Linked DNA regions of Mus musculus: region 2 is linked to region 1. A link is a loop called in an ENCODE intact Hi-C map of the cell type or tissue named here. Cell type or tissue: heart. All regions are shown on one strand. Each heading gives the region's core, and the rest is flanking DNA. Links, peaks and the distances in the headings are about the cores only.

Evidence for each region. Hi-C counts contacts between places; a loop is a spot of excess contacts. Peaks named below come from ENCODE experiments on the same cell type or tissue, not always from the same donor. Only the 100,000 strongest peaks of a DNase experiment are listed, where the experiment ranks them.
Region 2: it touches region 1 in a loop (7-fold over the local background); 9 of 42 quality-filtered maps call a loop at or near these places.

Annotation. Positions count from the first base shown.
Region 1 is chr3:83,896,735-83,904,298 of GRCm38, reverse strand. Tmem131l (transmembrane 131 like) reads left to right here. Exons shown (of 35, transcript NM_172681.4): 32 at 2,833-2,953; 33 at 3,881-3,972; 34 at 4,983-5,122; 35 at 5,686-6,012. The coding sequence ends at 5,958. Among named protein-coding and RNA genes, the nearest start is that of Tlr2, 59 kb to the right of the region's middle. In heart, for the core only: a CTCF peak has its summit at 4,561 (motif pointing right); a DNase peak (open chromatin) is centred at 4,538.
Region 2 is chr3:83,282,623-83,290,186 of GRCm38, reverse strand. It overlaps Dchs2 (dachsous cadherin related 2), which reads right to left. Exons shown (of 20, transcript NM_001357165.2): 10 at 4,744-4,983. Among named protein-coding and RNA genes, the nearest start is that of Gm10710, 160 kb to the right of the region's middle. In heart, for the core only: a CTCF peak has its summit at 3,152; no DNase peak of the experiment used is centred there; H3K4me3 peaks cover 420 bases; H3K27ac peaks cover 220 bases; H3K27me3 peaks cover 351 bases.

The DNA.
Region 1 (7,564 bases), core at 3,296-5,795:
GTAAGAGGAAAGATTAAGCTGCCTCGTTGCCATCTTGCAAATGTTCTGGACTTGTCAGATCATTAGTGGAAATAAATTGTTGGTGAACTGGACCCAGTCATTAATCCATACAACACAAATGTTTCCAATGAAAGAAAATGCAAATTTCAGTCATTTCTACTTTGCCAAGCCAAGGTTTGGATGAAGGTTTGGCTGGCTCACTCATTTCTGTGAGTTACTAGAGGATAAGATTTAGTTAATCCTCTCCTCTATTAAGAAGCAACAAACTCCAGATACCCAGGGCTAGCAGAGCTCAGCAGAGGAGCCCCTGCCTGGTAAGCACCAGGCTCTGGGTTCCATCCCCACACCAAAAACTGGCTTTACCTCAGTGGCGGCTACTCTGCTTTTCTTCTGTCTGCTAGAGTTTCTGTGAAACCTGGTGTCCCAGGCTGGGTTTACATGTGTGTTTCAGATGTCGTTACCTGCTACCCATTAAGAACTACTTTTTTTTTTTTTAAATCACCTCTTGCACTGCTTAGCCAAGTCCTGATGAGGTCAGTTGTCCCCTGGTCTGCTGTGCATGGACACTGTCCTGCCCATTGTGCTCTCCCTCACCTTGCTACTTTTGCCCCTGCCCTGCAAAAATGCCTGGCCCCTGGGGAGTGAATTCCTTGACCTCCATAGGTAACTGCCTTTGCAAAGCTCATGGTGGTGTTGCTAGTCCTGCCCAGCCCCAGCAGGTCTGCTATTCTCAACTACCCACAGCGGCATCCGCTGTCCTGGTCTACTTGCCTTCTGCCTCAATCTAGTTGCTCTTGCTTTTTACTCCAGACCTTCAGAAGTTCTCCTCACCCACACTGGCCTACCATGGAAGGCCGTCTGCTTCTCTCCTGTTGCCTCCTCCTGTCCTGGGAGTCTCGCCCATTCCTGCCCCTTCTCCACTGTCAGTTGCTAATAAGTCCTCTAATAAGTCCTTCCTGTCAGGACATGAGTGTTCGGTGACCCCTCATCTGTCAGACCCCAGCAGTAGCCATACCCTGCCTCAGGATGTCCATCTCTGCCTGCTCTTGGGTTCCATGGCTCCTGGCCCAGAGGCCTCCTTAGGGAGTCTGTGTTGGTGATGACAGCTCCCTCTGTCCTCGCCCTCAATGCCTGTGTCCCCACCTTCTCACCACTGCTCCCCTGAAGCAGAAGTCAAGCCCCTGACATGGCAGTGTTACCCCATCCTTGGTCCCCATAGACCAGTTTCTGTCGTGGTTGCGCATTCATTTCCTCATCACCCCAGAGGAACCCTGGTTCTCCAGAGCCTGAGCCTTGATTCCTGCTCGTCCCTCTTTTCTGTGGTTGGCCCCTCTGCCAGTCTTCTCCACATTTAAAACTTCAAGTCTCATCTTGAATTCCCACATCTCTCAGATTTGTGTCTATAGCTTGGGCCTCTCTCCTGAAATGTAAACTATCTTACAGCCAACTTGTGGTTGAACACCTTTGTTCGGAGTCTAACAGCTACTGTACACAGTGCTCGCACCTCCAGTCCCTCTTTCTAACGGCCTAGGCCCCGATCTCAGTCATCCTGGGGCCTTCTTTCCCGGGTCACCCTCCCCGTCTCAGTCTGTAGAGCCTGGCAGCTTGCTCCCCGTCTCCTCCCTGACTACCTGCTCCCAGAAGTCCTTTCTGACGGCCTGACAGGTGACCTCCTTCTGCCTTCCTCCTTTTTACTGCATGCCATTATGTGTTACACATAAGTGGGATGACATGACTGTCAGGGCTGGGAAGCCCCTGAGATTTTTCTTCCTACTCAGAAGTTAATGTCTTGTCTGGAAACAAGAGACTCTGGCTTAGACAAGTCTCACAGGACATCAAGAGACGTGAGCTTCGTCTGTCAGTTCTTCCTCCATTGCTGCAGGGATAACACAGACCGGGATGGACTCCTGGTTTTAGGGAACCCAAGACTTGATGGGTGGGAAGCATTGTTCTCCTGAGCTTGCTGCGTGTTCCTGGTGGAGCCACAGGCAGACATTGGTTCCGCCCTGTGTGGTATGGCAGGCAGTGGTGGTCCCATACCAGAAGTGTAGTGCTTCCTTTGGCTCTTGTGAAAGCTAGGCATGTTACATGCAGTGCTAAGGCGGCCTGGCAGGGAAGGTGCAGCCCTCCTAGACTGGCAGCTGTGTGACAGAATGAGACATAGGTTTCCTGAGAGGGATAGTTGCCATTTTGTCAGCTACACCAATGTCGAGTGTCCTGAGCAGCCTCAGAAAGACACCTGAACAAGATGGATGTAGATGTTGCAGGAGAGGAACCCATGTCTCTGTCCAGCAGCCGGCGTGTCTGCCTGCTGTCCTGCTGCAGGCCCCAGTATGTCTGCTGGCTGAATGTGTAAAATGGGTGTAGCCATAGGAACTTCTGCCCAGCACTCCCACTGCTCAGCAGCCAGGGTTTTCCCACCCAAGCACAGTGCCAGTCCAGTCAGCCCCTAGTCCCTCCCTCCCTCACTCTTTAATCATGGTTTTTCTCTGTGGAGACCCAGTACCACCCACTTTGGACCTTCTCAGACTGCTCCCCACCTAGCTGGAGCTTCCAGACGCATCTGACTCACTCCCTGTCTGCAGTCACATCTTCAGCAGAAAGGCCCTCAGAGAGCCTTGAACCACCAGACTTAGAATTGCCACGCCTTTAATGCCAGCACTTGGAAGGCAGAGACAGGCAGATTTCTGAGTTCAAGGCCAGCCAGGGCTATACAGAGAAACCCTGTCTCGAAAAAACAAACAAAAAAAACCAAACAAACAAAAAAAGAATTGCCGTGTGGACTCTGCCATGCTGTGTTCTGCTCTTAAACCTTCCTCCTTGAACCCTCAGGTCTGTATCCACCCGGAGGCCTGTGGCCTTCCCAGCCAGTGTGTCTGACCAGCAGCTTCAACTGCCCAGTGGAGAACGGTGCCCCAGGGGTGTCTCAGGAGCCCACCTCCATCCCTGACAGGTAGGCCCCACTGCTCTTATACAGCTCCGCTTGGCAACTAGAGCCGGAGCTGGAGCTCAGGGCAATCCCAGATACTCGGACTATGCCTGGGAGCTTTGTGTTTTCTGCCTTCTGGAGTTACACTGTGCTGTCCAACAGCAGCCGCTGTGAGGAACATGAAGTCAGAGCAGTACAGCTGGTAGCCCCACCTGGCGTTCCCCTATAGGTTGAAAGCATGATTTCATACGTGGAACAAATCTGAAGTGCTCCTATTACCTTCTCCCGGGCAGATCTTTATTTTCCTGTGGCTTATTCTTGAACACACTTACAAACTGAAACGGATCAGAAATCTGATATCAGCAAATTGTTACACAATAGCGGTTGCTTCAGTCTGCCATACTATTGTTACTCAGTGAGGGGACCTGGCAAATGTCAGTGTCTGATGTCACAGGACCCACTTGACGGCTCATTGTAACAGTATCCCCACCTTATTTATTCCTGTAATGCACCGCAGCCTGCAGTGACCGCAGTACCAGACAGGTTACAGTGCTGACCTTTCCAAGCTGGATGCTGCTTGTAATCTGGGGACAGCTGGACATTTGATTAGCAGGAGCAGCATGACAGAGCTCTTCAGGTGTATACTGGGGCACTGAGGGTCCCCTTGTCTTCCCATGGTGCTAATACAGCTGCGCCAGATTCCGTGTCTAGCTAACAGATGCGGTTTGGAAGGCAGCGTGCCCTTGACCCAGCCAACTGTCCTGCAGGTACAATGTCCTTGGCAAGAAGCTAAGCCTCTGGCTCTGACTTGACAGAACACACTGCTTATGTCCCTATCCTGGAGACTTGCAGATGAGGATGCAGGGCAGTAGAGCCATTCCTCTGTCTTTACTCCTTTCTTGGCGTGCTGTACTTGAAGCTAGTCCTTGATTTTTGTTTGTTTTTTTGTAGCAGTTTCATTGATTGGAGTGCATCCTGCGAAGGCCAATTTCCCAGTGTGTACTGCCCTCTGGAACTGAACGATTACAATGCCTTCCCAGAAGGTAAGGCACTCGGTCATTGCCAATGCACTCTTGCATTCTCAGAAGTCAAGCAAGGTGCCTGTGCACCTAACAGTGTGCAGCCTGGATGATCCTTGAGGGGGCTGCTACTTGGATCCACTTGTGCACATGGGAAGAGGCAATTTCAAATGGACCCTCCCGGCAGCCCTTGCTCTGGTGTCTGGGGTCTTCTGTGTGTAACCTCATCCCACTGCGTCCTGTAAATTAGGTTGAACTGAGTCACTTATGGCTCTATAGCCTGAACAGGGCAGCTGTTTTATTGGAGAACAGGGCCACAACTTCTCAGCAGGAGACTCTCCTATGGGATAGACTCATTCTTCAGCGCGTCCCGACTTTACCCCTGGGTCTGGGGAACCCTGAAGGAGGGAACCAAGCTTGGGGCAGGAATAGTGGGCACATACAGGTGCTCCATCAAAACACGTGTGTTACAATAAGTATTAAGAGCTGGGGAATTCCCCGAGTATCTGGAAACTGCAGGATACAGCTGGGCCAGCATTTCTCTTGGCTGGCACTGCCCTTCCCAGCCACGTGTCCGGTGTTGATTCTGACACTGCGTTATAGCCAGCTAACCACAAGAGGGAGCTACAGCAGCTGTCCCCCTAGGATTAAAGCTTTAGTACTTGTAAGTGCTTTATGGGGCCATGTGATCTATATGCAGGTTGATGAGGGTGAGGAGGGCTGGTAATTAACAAAATCGAGAGCACGTAGCTGGGAGGTGTATCCAAGAATGCCTGAGCCCCGAGGGTTCCATCCGCACCTGGCCCTGAATGTTGTTGGGTTTGAGGGGAGGGAAGAAGTTTGGCACTGTCCACTTCTTTAGAAATACTCTAACCTCTGTGTTAGAAGTATCCCCATGTAATGAGTGAGCACAGACATGCAGCCCTGCCGGGCGCTCTGTCTTAGCATGCAGATTGCACTCAGGGTTAGGGCCGCCTTTATCCTCCACTGAGAATTCAGCACCTCACCAACAGTTTTTCTCCCATCCCTCACAGAAAACATGAATTATACCAATGGCTTCCCCTGCTCCTCGAAAGTTCAGACGGACTTCATTGGCCACAGCACCCCCTCTACCTGGAACACTCCGGCCAGCATGCCCGCTGCCTGGGGCCATGCCAGTCTCGTCAACTCTCCAGTGAGTGTCGCCCTTCCTGTTCCCCTGCACTGCTCTCTCTTCCTGTGCTCTGCTCGCTTCAGCACAGAGTGCAGGTCAGGCAGACTGATGGGATTCATATACAAGAGTAGTGGCCGCCTTCTGAAGGCTGTAATGTGGAGACAGGCAGGAAGTCTGTGTCACGGCCTTCAGTGGCCTCCGCGGCCTTCAGTGGGGTTAGAGGTGAAAGAGGGGCTCTGCAGCTGTCTGTAGTGCCCACACTGTCTCTCCTCACACCCACACTACACAACATTGTCTCTCCTCAGACCCACACCACACAACACTGTCTCCCCTTGTGCCCACACCACACATTTCTTCACGGGAGACATTTGACTGAACCCTTTAGATTGCAAATAGACTTAACAGATCAGATGAAAATGTCATAGCAATGTTTGGGATGGTTTAACAGCTCTCAGGTAGGCAGGTAGACATGACATCATGGCTGTGTCCCCTAGGCTATCTCTTCAGTCTCAGTGTTTTGTCTGGAAAGCCCCTTCTTGGTTTCTAACCTTTGGTTCTCTTGTCCACCTTTGTTTCCGCTTCAGTCCTACCTCACGAGCACCCGAAGCTTGTCTCCCATGTCTGGACTCTTTGGTTCCATCTGGGCCCCACAAAGTGAAGTGTATGAAACCTGCTGCCCCATCAGCCCTGCCACAGAGCATGCAACCCACATGGAAAACCAGGTCATGTGCAAGGAGTACTACCTGGGCTTTAACCCGTTCCGTGCCTACATGAACCTGGACATATGGACTAGCACAGCAAATCGCAATGCAAACTTCCCCCTGTCCAGAGACTCCAGCTACTGTGGGAACATGTGAGGGACTGAGCTTTGAGCAATGTGAATAAAGGGCCTTGTGTTTTGATTCCTAGCGTAAACTGGTTGTCGCGATAGAGTACAACATTGGTGGATATTTTGGCACTTTTATATAAAAATAAATGTTTTGTTTGTTTGTTTGTTTGTTTATTTTTGCTTTTTAAAATCTGGGTGTTTGTTTTTTTAATCCCTTTGCAAATGAGTTTTACAGACTTGGCATCCCAGGTCATAACTTCCACCACAGGAAGGGGAGGCTGTGACTTCTGTCCACGCATCCCAAGTACCCGTGGGGATGCTGCAGAGTGTGGCTTAGTCCATCACTGCCTCTGGCAGTGAGTGCTTTAGAAGAGGACCTTATGGTCTGGTGAAGACTAGCCAGAAAAGTCCACCTAGCAGGAAGTCCCTTCCTGATGGGGGCTGTCCAGGAAAAGGGGCTTGCTCTCTGGTCCTGGGGCTGCTTACTGTTATCCTGTGGTAGCAGTTGGTCCTTGCCGCTCTGCTAGGCAGTCAGGGTTGGACATCTGGGAAGGGGGGCACTTCCTTCCTCAGCACTAATACTTAGGGAGTCAGGTGCTGGTGACAGGGCCCTCGGCTTGTCACTGGCGTTAGAAGCCTGCTCTGAAAAGGCAATGTCTGTTGCTAAGAATAAAGTTGGAGAACAGTTTCAACTTTGAATAAAAGTTTATTTTTATCCCCACTTTGTCTTCATTGGAGGTTGAGGTTGGGGTGATTTTGAGTGGGGCACTGAAGTTGTTTGGTTTCCTTTCACTGTGGGAGCCCTGAAGGGAGACAGATGTCCTATAAGCTCAGGCTCCCTTTGGTAAGGCAGAGCCTTCTGGGCATATAGTTCTGGGGAGCCCACTAGACATCAAGTTAGAATCCTGGTGTGGGTGAAACAGACCCTCCAGGATTGAATAATATTAATTCATTTTTATTTTTGTTTCTATAGAACAAAAGGCAAGGTCTTAGATACCTTAACAGCCATGTTCCTGTTGCTATTCATTAAAAACCAGAGAGTAGAAACAGCACACGTTTATTGACAGATTATAAACAGTGGTACATCCAAGAGATGGAATTCCACCCTGTCTTAAAGAGGCGTGGAATTGATCCATGCCGGAAGGATAAGCTTTGAAAACAGTATGCTAAAAGGAATAGCCAGGTAAATGCTGGCTGGCTCTGCCTGTGACGTCCTGCGGACAGACGGGTGATTGACAGCAGAACAGTCGCTTCCTAGGACGAGCACAGGGAGAGTAGGGAGTTAGCCTTGAGTGGCATAGAGCTCTTGTTTGGGATGACAAATTCTGCAGGTGGGGAACAGTTCCTTAGCACCGTGAACCAACAGTGCCCATGAACTAAAACAGTTACATGGTGACCTTTGTGCTTTGTCCACTACAGTAAAAGCATCATGGGGTAGAGGAAGAGCCCCAAAGCCTTTGCGGCATCAAGTTCAGACTTGGCTTCTAGAGTATGAGACATGAGATGCTAGTGCCGTTTCAGAACTGCTTCGTTCAACGCTGCAGCGTGGGCAGCATTATCTCCGTTTCCCCTGGGAAATTGAGAAGACACTTATTTTTTTATTTTTTGCTATTATGCACGCAAAATAAAAATTT
Region 2 (7,564 bases), core at 1,978-4,477, 610 kb after region 1:
CACCTTGGAAATATATATAAAACCAATTTAAACTACAAGAGAAAGACCTATGACTCGCAGCAGAATATAACATTGGATTGTGAAGACTTATTAACACTTTCTGTCTACTAGGAATAATACATATTATTCTATTTTCCAATGCCCACACCCTCAGACATTTCTAAAGCCAAAAGAGGACGTGCTTCACTTATTGTTGGGGAGGAGGTAAATAAATAAGTAAATTCATATATTTCAAACAACCTGAAGCCATTTATGACTCGTGAGCCTTGCTTTCTCCATTGAGTGCTTACATTGTATGTCTGGCTACCACAAGAATCTGGGCTAAAAGAAAGCAAAATATACTAAATCCGGGTCTATAGTGTAGAAGGGAGATAGTCAACAAATACAACAAAGTCCGAGTTTAGACCAAAGTTTTAACAAAGACAATCTCAGTGTGAGATAATGACTGGTCCTTACACATTTCCCCCTTTCTCTAAGTGCATTTATAGTTGGAATCCATATAGAGAAAAATCGACATAGTGTGGGTCAACCAAACACCAACAAAAGGTCAACAGGACATTAGTAAGATGTTAGCAGAAGTAGACTAACCCTATACAAAGCATGTTACGTTGTTTCCTCTAGCAACGGCCTCAGATTGAGAAGTTCAAGATCTTACATTCCCAATGGCCTAAATTGAAAGTTTCTGGAATCAGGAAGAGAACAAATAAGACTGGGTGGCGCCAGGATCCTATAGCTTTCTAATGCACCGCTGGGCTGGACTGAACCTAAAACCAGCAAGGGCTGTTGGTAAAGATTCAGAAAGCAGACTGATGAGCAACTACAGCAGAGTTCCTGTGAGCAATCGGTGGATATCTGCAGCAGTAGATGGCCAGAGGAAATACATCTTCATAAAGAAAGTGACATTATGCTTGCCCAGCAGGAGCGATACCATGATCAAGAAGTTGACAATAAAAACTTAATAGTCAGCCCTATTGTCTGCTATTGAGAGAAGATATTTAAAACTGCCATATATTTGAATATTTTAGTATCTAGGGATGGGGATGAAGCTCATGATAGACCACTTGCCTAAGATGTGCCAACCCCTGGTTTCATGCCCAGATAGTGATAACAATGATAATAAAGATAATTTAGCCTCTTGATTTAATGGGCGTGTGTACGACTTCTCTTGAAAAGTGTACACAATGGCTCTTATGAGGAGAACACGGAGTACTCCAGAGTCGGAGAGGCGAGGAATTCCTACTTAATGTCTGCCTTTTGTTCTAAAACTTTTCTCCTACATTTTACATATCTGATGTTAGATGCATATCATGAGAAGTGGTGTCCGAATTAGAGTCAGGGAAGTACTGTGCTTTCCCCTGACTCCAAGACTGGGTTTGAAGGGCACAGCTGTACCTCACACACAGAGAAATTCCTGTCAGGGTACTGCAGTACCTTGCACAAAGAGAAAGTCCTGTCTGGAGACCATATGTAGTTTCTTCAGGATGGCACTGGGTACAGAGGACATTTGCACAGAATAGAAACTCCCATCTTACTGACCAATGCACTGTTTTGCTAAGGTGTCACATTTCACCACTACTGAGCAAGTGCCATAACCCCAAAGCCATCTGCCCTGCGAGGTGCCTCTTCCTCCGGGGAGCCAGAGGCAGCCACAGTCAGCTCTATGCACTAACAATGGAGCTCTTGTTATGGAACCAAATACTGGGAAAATTTTAATACCTCAGTTAAAATCTAGTAGTTGTTTTTTTTTTCTCCTTTTAATACAAGAAAAAAATCCTGCTAGATTTAGAGTGAGTCACACAATATAAACATTCAAATCCCTTTGGACTTCGAATGCCAAACAGCACTGAGTGGTTACGTTTCAAAAATCTGCATTCTAGAATGCCAGAACACATATGCTCAGCTCTCTGGTATTAAGTAACACTATAGTATTTCTTTAATACATACTATAAAGTAAACCATTCATAAATTCCAACCCGATGCCAGTTATGTTAAAATCCCAAGTACGTCATTTAATTCTCATGCATAATCCTGTTCCATTCTTTTAACCCACTAAGTGCAAAAAGAAGAAAAAGAAAAGGAAAGGGGAAAAACACAAAAAGAAAAAAGATCCAGAAGAAATATATTCAAATACACACACACACACACACACACACACACTCATATGTATTTACAAAAACACCTGCTTAATCGCTTAACAGATCTGGCTTCATTAAAAACACAGTAAATACAGTACTTGTATGAAATTCTCCAAAAATATTTTTAAAATTTTTATCAATTTGATAAAAAAAGAAAACAAAAATCTTTCAGTAATCCAAACCATCTCCAAGACATGTAAGATGAGATGAAGTTTGGGGGGGATGTTAAGTTGTACTTTAAACATCCACAAGTGTAAAGCTGCAAAAGTAATAACTGTACATCTGAATTTTCAGTTGTATTTTTGATGTCTATAATGATAAGGTTTCAACTCAAAAGAAAGTAACTACACAGCAAAGAAAGAAAAAAGAAAAAGAGAGGGGGGCGAGGGAGGGAGGGAGGGAGGGAGGAAGGAAGGAAGGAAGGAAAAAGAAAGAAAGAAGGAAAGAAAGAAAGAAAGAAAGAAAGAAAGAAAGAAAGAACGAGAGAGAGAGAAAGAAAGAAAGAAAGAAAGGAAGGAAGGAAGGAAGGAAGGAAGGAAGGAAGGAAGGAAGGAAGGAAGGAAGGAAGGAAGAAAGAAAAAGTAGACAGATTTGCATATGGCAGTCTTGTTAATACTTTCAGAGAGGGGGGTAGAAATTTTTTTTCATCTTTTCAAATATAAAAGAAAAAGAAATGCCTGTATATAGTAGAATCCTGTACAGGCAATAAAATTAACGAAGTGTGGCCAAGGGGGAAAAAAAGATTGCAGGCTGCTAAGCTGCTCATCAGCAGTGTCTTCAGCCTACGCGATCCTTCGGAGGCTCCTGCTGATGGTTACAGCAGCAACCATGGACGAGAACATTGCTGAACTAGGACCACTGTGAAACGGGCAGCTTGAGTGTGTTCCCCATTGTTCCTGTCACCCAAAAGCAAACAGGGATGGAAAAGCGCTAACTTCTAAGCAGGGACCGAGAGCAGCTGTGAGCATGCTCTGTTCTGTCCATGTCCGAGGAAAAGTCTTTGATCACACTGCCCCTCTCTGGTCAAAGAGGGAAAATTACGTTAGCCCTTGAAAAGCGTCCCTAAACATGTTAGACAAATTCACATCAAAGGCTCATCGATGCACAGTGGTGTTTCCCAAGAGATCAGAGCAGCTGAGCAATTTAGAACTTAGTTTGAAAGCTAAAGAAATCTATCGTTTACTCTTCTGATCAACATTTATGGGAGAAACACCACTGAGAGCCCTCTCGGGGTTGTGGAAACGTAAGTGCAAATTTTACAAATGTAAGTTTTAAAGACTGGTTAATTAGATGGTTTGCAATAATTCTGATGGGAAAACTCAGAAAGTGCTGTTAATAGCAAAACCTGAAACACCGAGCTGTCAATTTTATCACGATTTAGTTTAAAATAAAAACGGAATGTCATTAAATCTACTGTGCCTTAGACATCCAAAGAGCCTCAGCGCTGTTCAAGAGCAAGTCGGAGACACTCATGAATTCCCTGCCACCGTAACTGCCCATTTTAGATTTTTGTGTCTCTATTCTGTGTTCATTGTAAAACTAAAAATGGTAGTTGACATTGCTATTGACTGTGCCAGATATTCATACAGTCTTTCTTTCCACACAGTCATGCCTTCATACTTCTAACAGGACGACATATTAAGCACCACAATTGTCTCCATTTTACAGACAAGAAGAACAGAGAGGTTGGTTAGTAACTTCTTCCAAGTTGCACAGCTTTAGGGAGAGATAATTCTGAGATTCAAACTTGGGCTGTGTGACGTGAGCTCATGAGCCCTTGGAGCGAGCCTGTCCTGCACTGAGGAGATGAAGAAGCACTGAGGAGATGAAGAAGCACTGGGGAGATGAAGAAGCACTGAGGAGATGAAGAAGCACTGAGGAGATGAAGAAGCACTGGGGAGATGAAGAAGCACTGGGGAGATGAAGAAGCACTGGGGAGATGAAGAAGCACTGGGGAGATGAAGAAGCACTGGGGAGGTGAAGAAGCACTGAGGAGATGAAGAAGCACTGAAGAGATGAAGAAGCACTGAGGAGATGAAGAAGCACTGAGGAGATGAAGAAGCACTACACTTCTCACGCTCAGTGCATCCAGTGTGCTGAGATAAATGTGGCCACGTGGGTACCTCTGCTTGCTGCATCCTCGTGAAAATCAATAAGTTATGTGTTTATTAGGCAGGTGCCACTCCAGATAATAATAAGGATCAACACAAACAGATGCTAGACAAAAACAAGCACCAGCTACAGCTTTTCGTTTCATGTATGCTTTGAAAATACTTGATATTTGAGGTAAGTGGTAACTCTGTTTCCCCATAGCTATTATTTTTCTTAATTTGTTTACTGTTAGTGTTTATGGGTAAGTACATGCACAGTACACATGCGGTATAGCACATGTGTGGAAGTCTAAAAAGAACACTCCAGAATCATTTATCTTCTATCATGGGTTCCAGAAAGCCAACCCAGGTTACTCGGCTCCCTGGCAGCCATTTTCCTACTGTGTTATCTATGTCTCTCATAGGCTACTCTCTCCCATGAGTACTATTTTATATTAACTATATAACTCTTACATGCTTTTTTTTTAATAGCATCTACTACCTATTTTTCAGATTACCTGAATCCGTGTCTTCAGCTTCAACCCTTGTAACAAACACCCCTGGACTTTGGTTTTCTTTAACTGAAGTTTCATACAGAAGTTGCTTAAATGCTGGTGTCTCATCATTTACATCAAGGACAGTGATTGTCAGAGTCTGGGATGAAGAGCGTGCTGGCATGCCACCATCATGGGCCACGAGGGTCAGGATATGCTGAGTTTTCACTTCATAATCCAAAGGGCAGGCTATCCTCAGCAAGCCTGCTTTGAAAGAGAAGACACAGTGAGCTATGGATGTCATCTTAAGACTGCTTGCTTACTCTACCACAGCTTACATCGCTTTACTCAATTGAAAACTCAGTTCTCTTTGAAAGTGAGTGAATCATAAAAAAAGAGAAAGACATTTATTGAGCCAACTTCATATTCATATATTATCTACAACAGAAAGTTAATGTTCTTAGTCAGAAAGTCAAATTGAGTTGTAAAGACAAATGACAAATTTAAAAGTCTAGCCTATACCTGAGAGGCCTACAGCAAAGTCGTTAGTCTACAGAACATTTCCCTCACCTTCAAAAGCATCTATGATACTAATAACATATAGTCTATGATGCATGACACACTTAGAAGCAAACAAGTTATTAAAATGTGTATATGACTCCATTGTTCAGACATTTGATTTCTGTTAAGGAGTTGGCATCTCTTATACTGACTCTTGGTTACTTGCCACTTGCTTTATTAACAATAAAGGGCAAATAAAATGTTTTGCAACACAGACAATAAACTTCACAAAAAGCCACTTTTCTATCCTACTGTTGAACCACACAACTCCGTGTGTGTACAGTGTTTTACACAGACAGCCATCATAAAATAATAACTGTTGTGTATTTCTTTTAGGATGATTGACTCCCTAATATTTTCTTCAAATAATTAAATATTGAGAAGGACCTTGAAAATAGTTGTTTAATAATTACTCATCATTATATACATTGAGGCTGTAGGAAAACTCACTATGCCATTTATTTTTATTAGAAACATGAGTCTTGTAAGAGGAAAAAACTCCCATCTCATATGGATACATTCTTCAATTATCATTTTGTCTTTGAAAAATACCTCAAGAGAAATAGCCATTGTAATAGCTCAAGATTCATGAGGCCAGCATTACTAAGACACAATTCAAGTTTATTCTTCCTTTTTAAGAGGCTGAAACAGACCTTCCTTGGGCATCTTGGAAAGCATTTAAAGTAGCATTAAATCAGCTCTGAGGAGAGCTTGCAAAGACCATGAGCCTGTGTCTGGAGAATCTCTTGTCAGCTGGGCACTTAGGTGGTGTTCATGTGAGCCTCAGAAGGGAACCATATGTCAGGATCTGAGAAATGTTCTGATAAAATTTCCCAACAGAGTAGAGCCAACTATGCTCACAGCTTCCAAATCTGACACATTGATTCTCATTCCAAATAATGTTCTTCACAGCTGGCCAAATAGTTTACATCTGAGATCCTCCTGCCTTAAGTTCATGTTGAAATCACTATTTTACAGACAATTATATCGTAATCCATAAGTTTCTTAAACATCCTGAAAAATTACATAAAGAGAAGTTCATTTCCAAATTCACGGGGTTGAGATTTTTGTATACCCTTTTATCACATCACATTTTAAAACAAGCATAGTGGGTGGCATCTGACAACACAGTGACAGCAAGACCTCTGAACTGGCAGTGAGTGACATTTGTACAGAGTGAGTGACCCTAGTAAATGCTGATGTAAAAATTAAAATGCTACAACTGATGTAAAAAACAATGTTACTGATGAGCAAAATAATTCAGCCATTAAAACCTGTATGTAATTTTCAGTTACTGATCGATGTTGGCTTACACAATCCAAGGGCACATTTGCACACTAGAACCCTTGCATAATGATCTTGATTTGGCATATGGCCACTTTGCTGTATTTCTAGCAGCATTCACTACTTCAAAGACTCACAGTGGTTGTTCCTGAACCCTTGGACCATGAGATATGAGCTACCTACAAAGCAGTTATCAACAAACTGTTCAATAGAATGTCTGTGCTTTCTCTCTCTCTCTCTGTCTCTCTCTCTCTCTCTCTGTCTCTCTCTCTCTCTCTCTCTCTGTGTGTGTGTGTGTGTGTGTGTGTGTGTTTGTGTGTGTGTGTGTGTTTGCATGTGTGTGTTTGGTGTGCATGATGAGTGTGAGCATATGTGCATGTGTGTGTGTGTGAATGCATGTGTATGAGTGTGAGTGAGTGTGAGTATATGTGTGTACAAATGTGTGTGTGTCACATCTCTCTAGGAAGAATCTGTCACATAACAACTACCATAGTAGCATTATTATAGAGCAATAAACAATAAAGAAGAGTTGGTAGGGAAACAGAGAAGTCCAAACTCTCGCACACTATCGGAAAACATTGTGATAATTCCTCAAAAATATTTTCAAAATTAGTTAAATAATCATAAAGCCCTGTCTTTCCAGAGAAGTTACAGAAGTTTTAAGATGCTTTTAATTATAATTAAAGGACCATACACCCCAGTAACATCATTTCTGGATATTTATGCAAGAGACTAGAGATGAGGGTCTCTGGGAGGCAGTGACAATGTCAAAAGTCTATCAGCAGAAGAGTGGCGACAGAAAATATGGTACATGCAAGCAATGGTCCTTAAACTCCTGAGGGAATTTCGTCATGTGTGATGGCATGTCTGGACTTGGAAGACATTGTGCTGACTGAAATAAGCTAGCCATACAAAGACAAACACTGCGTGATTCCATTTATCTAAGCTATCTAAAATGATCAAATGTATAGGGTTACCAAGAGGAATGGTGTTTGTCTGG